Regions from separate parts of the Mus musculus genome. Here region 2 is linked to region 1. The links are chromatin loops, found by intact Hi-C in ENCODE. Cell type or tissue: heart. All regions are shown on one strand. Links, peaks and the distances in the headings refer to the core of each region. The heading gives the core; the rest is flanking DNA. Region 1 holds the start of Smim15 (small integral membrane protein 15). Region 2 has its middle 11 kb from the start of Gm32186.

Evidence for each region. Peaks named below come from ENCODE experiments on the same cell type or tissue, not always from the same donor. Only the 100,000 strongest peaks of a DNase experiment are listed, where the experiment ranks them.
Region 2: it touches region 1 in a loop (7-fold over the local background); 3 of 42 quality-filtered maps call a loop at or near these places.

What each region holds. Positions count from the first base shown.
Region 1 is chr13:108,042,719-108,045,625 of GRCm38, reverse strand. Smim15 (small integral membrane protein 15) reads right to left here and starts at 1,152. Exons shown (of 3, transcript NM_001048250.2): 1 at 1,140-1,152. It overlaps Gm41055 (a long non-coding RNA gene), which reads left to right and starts at 1,155. Exons shown (of 5, transcript XR_003950673.1): 1 at 1,155-1,420. In heart, for the core only: a CTCF peak has its summit at 1,633; DNase peaks (open chromatin) are centred at 1,185 and 1,975; H3K4me3 peaks cover 2,500 bases; H3K27ac peaks cover 1,762 bases.
Region 2 is chr13:107,673,622-107,676,528 of GRCm38, reverse strand. No RefSeq gene overlaps it. Among named protein-coding and RNA genes, the nearest start is that of Gm32186, 11 kb to the right of the region's middle. In heart, for the core only: a CTCF peak has its summit at 1,304 (motif pointing left); no DNase peak of the experiment used is centred there; H3K27ac peaks cover 588 bases.

The DNA of each region.
Region 1 (2,907 bases), core at 135-2,634:
TCTCCTCTAAACACAAACAAGTAAAAACATCTTTCTATAATAGTATAGCCTCTTAACACCTATTTCTCCCTAAATTACAACTGCAAATGTCCCAAAATAAGAGTTCTAATTCGTAGAAGCCAAGTATTCTACGTAAATTATTTGAGTACTAAAGTTTTGTCTGAATAATAATGACTTTCACTAACATAAAAAAAATCAAGCTGGCTGGCTGACATGTTACAGGTACCATACCCATAAAGATTTTTAATCTTTGCGTCTACTGTTGGGGATCCAACCCAAAGCCTAGTAGAGCACAGTAGACAGATGCTCCACCGCTGACCAACCAAGAATTTAAACTGCTTGTACTTAAGAATCCTCATTTATTCGTTGGATTGGGTACATCGTTACAAAGTCAAACACTATGCTTTGCTCTTTAAAGGTTTTGTGGTCTGTAGTTCAATTAATGTACCTTACAAGAAAATAAAGAATTACCAAAATAATTATGGTACCCACAACCCGTCACATCAAGAAAACTATCACTGGATTTAACTTCCATGTCCCCATGCTATCTCCGTATTTGTATCAGAAACCATGCCCCTACTTTCAGCACATTAAACTTTCTGGAGACGTTAACCATCCAGTCCCTTGTCGCTACGCCCTCGCCCAGTTGTAACCAGTTTGCAGGAAGGTCCAAGAAAGATCGATCTTTCTCGAGTCCAGTAACGAACTAAATACAAGTCTGCGAAATCCGCCCAACTTTGCAAATAAGACTAGCGCGACTTGATGACTAGGCTATGGCAAAGTTACGGTCCACAGGCCACACATCTCGAGAGCACCTCAGTCTCGCACCAAAACATCCTCGCCTTACTTTCAGGCACATTCCTTCACCTCACAAAGCCTAGGGGACCCGGAGCTGCACCAGGCGTCTCTAGACTTACAGCTTCTCTCCTAACTTTCCCCGCTTAGCATTCTCCTTGCCCCGGGCCATGTCCACGGCCATCAGTCGGCCTCACCGGCTAAGGACGCCGCCCCGCCGAGCGAAGCCGGGCAGGACCCGCGGTCAGGAGCTCAGAGAGCCGGGAGAGCCCGGCCACACGCTCAGCTTAGGCTACAGCAAGCCACCGCAGCCCTAGGGGATCCCCGCTCCCATTCCCACTCACCGCCAGGCAGGAAAGTGGAAAGCGGAAGCCGCTCCGCTCAGGTCCCGCCCGAAGGCGGGGCGGGGCGGGGCGGGATGAGGAAGTGGCGGGCGGGTTTCCGGCGGCGCAATGTCTAGAGCCATAGCGGGAGGGCGGGGAGGGGCGGCGCGGCGAGGCGAGGCGAGGCGCGGAGGCTTCGTGTCCGCGGTCGGGGATGCTGCCGCGCGCCGCTTCGTGTGCGCTGCAGGTGGGGCATCGTGGCCTCGCGTCCTGCGTGGGACGCCGGCGAGGAGACGGAGTGGGTGAGGAGTTCGTCCAGGGGACTCTCAGCCCAGAGAGCCGCAGCTAGACACGAGGGGGACCCCGCAGTCTCCTTAGAGCCTTCTCGAGGCCGTGGAAGGACTGGCGTGTTCCCTAACTCGCCCCTCACTCATGCTGTAGAGTTGAACAATAGTTAAATATTTAAAGATTTGGCCAAGCAGCAGCCCGGCTGGGATGTGTCCAGTGAACCTTGGTAGCAGGGGGAAATGCTGCCACGCTGTGGGAAAGAGGTTCCGTTGTTTGTTTTTCATTTAAGAGCCTAACTTACTTCACAAAGGAATGGTCGATACTTGCCCCAAAGTAAACTGTCAATAATTAAACTGTCAGGGCATAGAGATCGCAATACATAAATAAAGGACTTCAAAAAGTCAACAAGCAGAAAGGGGTGCGTTAAATGGGTCTCCTAATCTACAGGGACGGAAAGATTAGCTCTGGTTTGGTTGGTGCTCAAATTTTGTGATTGCTTGCCTGAACTACTTGCTCTGTTTGACTGCCTCTGGCGAATGTTGCAAGACCTCCTCGCTGTTGTGTGCCAAATAAAGCAAGTTTTTATTCCTGAGAGACTGTGAGCGTTCCCTTTGAGGAGCAAGCCGAGACATGTATGAGTAGTTAGAGTATAACAACAGTAACCATTATTTACCAAGGAGCAGACTTTGGCAGCTAATCTAAGGATCTAAAATACTGCTACCCGGGTATATGCTAATGGCTGCATATTGTAATGGCAGCCGTGGTTTTCTTATTCTTGTGTGAAAGCCTGAAGGATTGCTTAAAACCTGTACAAACAAGCGTACCCATAACCGGCTTGTATCCATAACCGGCTTGTATCCGTGACATGTTCACTTCAGTAGATGGTTCCTCACAAGTTCTGCCTCCCAGTGTGTTGCTCTGTTTTATCTCTAAAGGACCCAGGGTCCCCGCAAGTCTTGGGAATAAAAGGAAGCAGTACCGTAAGGAAGGAACTGAGGAGGGGGTGCACCAGCCTAATCGTGCACAGTACACACACTTACAACGGAGAGAAAGAAAGCAGCAAGCTTCTTTGGCTATTGGAGACCTAGCCTTCACACTCAGATTTTAGGGCTCTCTCTTCTGGTGTATTAGGCAGGCCTGTGCAAGCCCAAGAACAGCATAGAGGTTGCCATGGAGGACAGCCTTACTGGGGCCTGCATTACCTTAACCAAAGATGATAAGTAAGATAGGCTCCCAAACCATGGGCTGACTGTTCCATGGCGAGGTCAGCTTTCTAGTCTCTGTACTGATGCCCCTACAGCACTCATTCTCTCTGAGCCTTTTCCTCCCGTATATCTAGAGGGCATTCTAGTTGACCTCTGATCATTCGGGCCCCTTCAGATCAGTAAATTAGTGTATCTGGCCAGTCCCCTAGCTCTTTATCCTTTCTGGGAGAGGGAGTAGTCACGGGTTTGTTTGAAAGACTCTTGCTATGTAGCCCAGACTCTACCTGAGCTCTGGG
Region 2 (2,907 bases), core at 105-2,604, 370 kb after region 1:
GGAGGTGCTAGTGTAGGCTGAGGATGTGAGGGCCCAGCAGAGAGTCTTCCCCTTCCCACTTCCCTGCCAAGTCAGCACTGCAGTGACCAGCGGGAAGCCTGAGCTTAGCAAGCCCTGGTCTGGAGGGCTGCATCCCTGGACCAGGCAGCATCCTTTCCCAGTGAGGACCCACTTCCCATGACATCAGCAAAACTGCTTCTGTTTCTCCTGGAAGTGGAAGATCAGTTAACCTTCCTCATGCCCTGGCTTTCCTCCAGGAAGACAAAGAAAGAGAACATTTATTGGAAGCCCTTCGGAGGTCGTAACTTGAACTTGGCATCCGCCTTCCGTGGCCTGTTTCACTCTGCTCTTGCCACAGCGTCAGTGAAATAGACGCATTTGCGGGTGAGAGAGGGGACCTTTCTCAACAGAATCCCTGCAAATGCCTCTTTCTGCCCTGAAAAGGGGTTTGCCTTTATCTCTTGGACGCTGAGCATTTTTGTGCAGTATATGCAGTTCCTAGGGCTATGGGACAGAATGCCCGTATTTCAGACCCAGATCTGGCTTATGGAGAGAGAACCGTGGGAGAAGAGGGGAGTCTTGAAAGACTGTCCCAGACATGATGGCTCAGCCTTGGGGGGTCGGGGCGGGGAGGAGGAGCAGCAGGCAGGATGGGACTGACTAGAGGAGAAACGAGCAATCTCCTGGCTGGATGAAGTGAACCCGACAGTGACCTGGACACCATGTTTGAAAATGTTGGGCCACAGGGCTCCGCTTTTCTATTCATTAGCTTCTGCACTTTCGGCGCCTCTGTTTCTTCCTATTTCAAATGGCCGCTGTCATCAGTTTAGGAAAGTGTTCACAAAAAGCATGTAGGACACATAGCCTGGAACTCAGGCATGGTAGCATGCAGGCAGACTGGGAGAAACAGCCCAAATCCACATGCCTCCCCCTTCCCAACTCCTGATCCACAGCAAGACACCAGCAGATCAATTACTCACCTGATCCCCTAGCCTTCTCCTTGACAGGGGGTGTTTGTACCACCAGAGTGAGGCTCTCAGGACAAACTCTTGAAGAAAGCATTACTTATTCTAACCAGTTGGTTATTAATAAGTCAGTCTTCAATATCCTTCAATATCCTTCAATATCCACACAGGCCTTAAGAAATAAGACTGGAGGGCTGGTGAGATGGCTCAGCAGGTAAAAGCACAAATTGTTCTTCCAAAGGTCCCGAGTTCAAATCCCAAGGTCCTGAGTTCAAATTCCTGCAACCACATGGTGGCTCTCAACCACCCGTCATGAGATCTGATGCCCCCTTCTGGTGCATCTGAAGACAGCTACAGTGTACTTATATACAATAATAAATACATCTTTTAAAAAAAGAAAAAGAAATGACTGGAAAATTAAAAGGAAAAGCAAAAAGGTTTGCTTCTGCATTGTTACTTTTTGCTTTGTGTCTTGACTTCTCTAACCAGCCTGCTGCCTGCTCACCATGCTCTTCTCTGTTCTTGCTGAGGGAGTCTGATGACAGGTGACTCCCCCCCCCCCCCCCCAGACAGGGTTTCTCTATATAGCTCTGGCTGTCCTGGTCCTGGAACTCACTTTGTAGACCAGGCTGGCCTCGAACTCAGAAATCCGCCTGCCTCTGCCTCCCGAGTGCTGGCTTTAAAGGCGTGTGCCACCACGCCCAGCTGACAGGTGACTCTTGAAGGGACCCTGAGTCCCGGTTGCCCTGGCACCTCTGCTGCAGAGAGGGTCTAGCAGATGTGTGGAGTTCCCTGAGGTGGGCTTGTGCGAATGTCTGAGAAACTGGGCCATCTAGATACCCCTTCACCTCCATGTAAAGAGGTCTTTGGTGAGAAAACCAAACCAAACCAAACAGACAGATACACACCACAGGTAATGGAGAGCATGCTGGACTGCTCCTCCATGCAGACTGCTGCTGGTGCAGTGATGCTGCATCTGTGATTGACGGTGATGATGGTGTCTCCAGCTAGAACTAGTGATGCTCTGTGCTGCAACAGATGGTGACCTAAGTACAAGTACATCGATACTCTCCACTTTTGTGTTTTATAAAAAAGAAAGGGAAGCCAGGGATGTGTTTGGTAGAGGCACAGTATAGTGAGGTAGAAAGAGGGTGCCTCTGTGGGCCTGTGCTGAGACATCCCTTCCCTCTGAGGGACCAGCCATACGATGGATATAGTATGGGATAGAATTTATTTAGGACATGGGGAGGGGAGTTGAGGAAGTAGAGACAGAGAAAGGGTGTGTGTGTGTGGGGGGGGGAGAGAGTAGAGGAGGAGAGTCTGCCATGAACAGGTGGAGAGAGAGAGAGATGGGTAGGGAATGGGGAGTGAAGGGACAGAGAGAGTGAGAGAGTGGAAGAGTAGGAGAGTGAGGAGGGGGCAAACAGCTCCTTTTATTCAGTCAGGCATACCTGGTTGTTGCCAGGTAACTGTGGGGCGGAGTCTAGAAGGAATGTTAACACCCACCCTGCCTGCTTGCTCCGGGTTTTTGTATCTGACCCTTTGGCTTCCAGCTTTAACTCTTTCAGGACCTTTTCTGGAGGCAGAGTCTACTCTGCCAGTGCTGGGGTCAGCCCACAGCTGCCAAGAAGGAGAATCCTTCATCCCTGCTCAATTGCTGCCTTCATCCGCAGACAGGTAGAAGCTGGTGGCTAAAACCCCATCCCCTTTTGTCCCAGGTCTTCCTTTCACAGGTCTGCTGAACTCCTTAGAGAATGTCCTTTTGCTACCTTGGCTCATGTTTTCATCTTCCTGGGCTCATCTCTCAAATCACCTCCGTGGTTTTGTCCTCAGGAAGCTGCCATGACAAGGAAGTGGTTCTGTCTTGTAGTAGAAAAGTCTGGGGGGCTGGAGAGATGGCTCAGCGGTTAAGAGCACTGCCTGCTCTTCTGAAGCTCCTGAG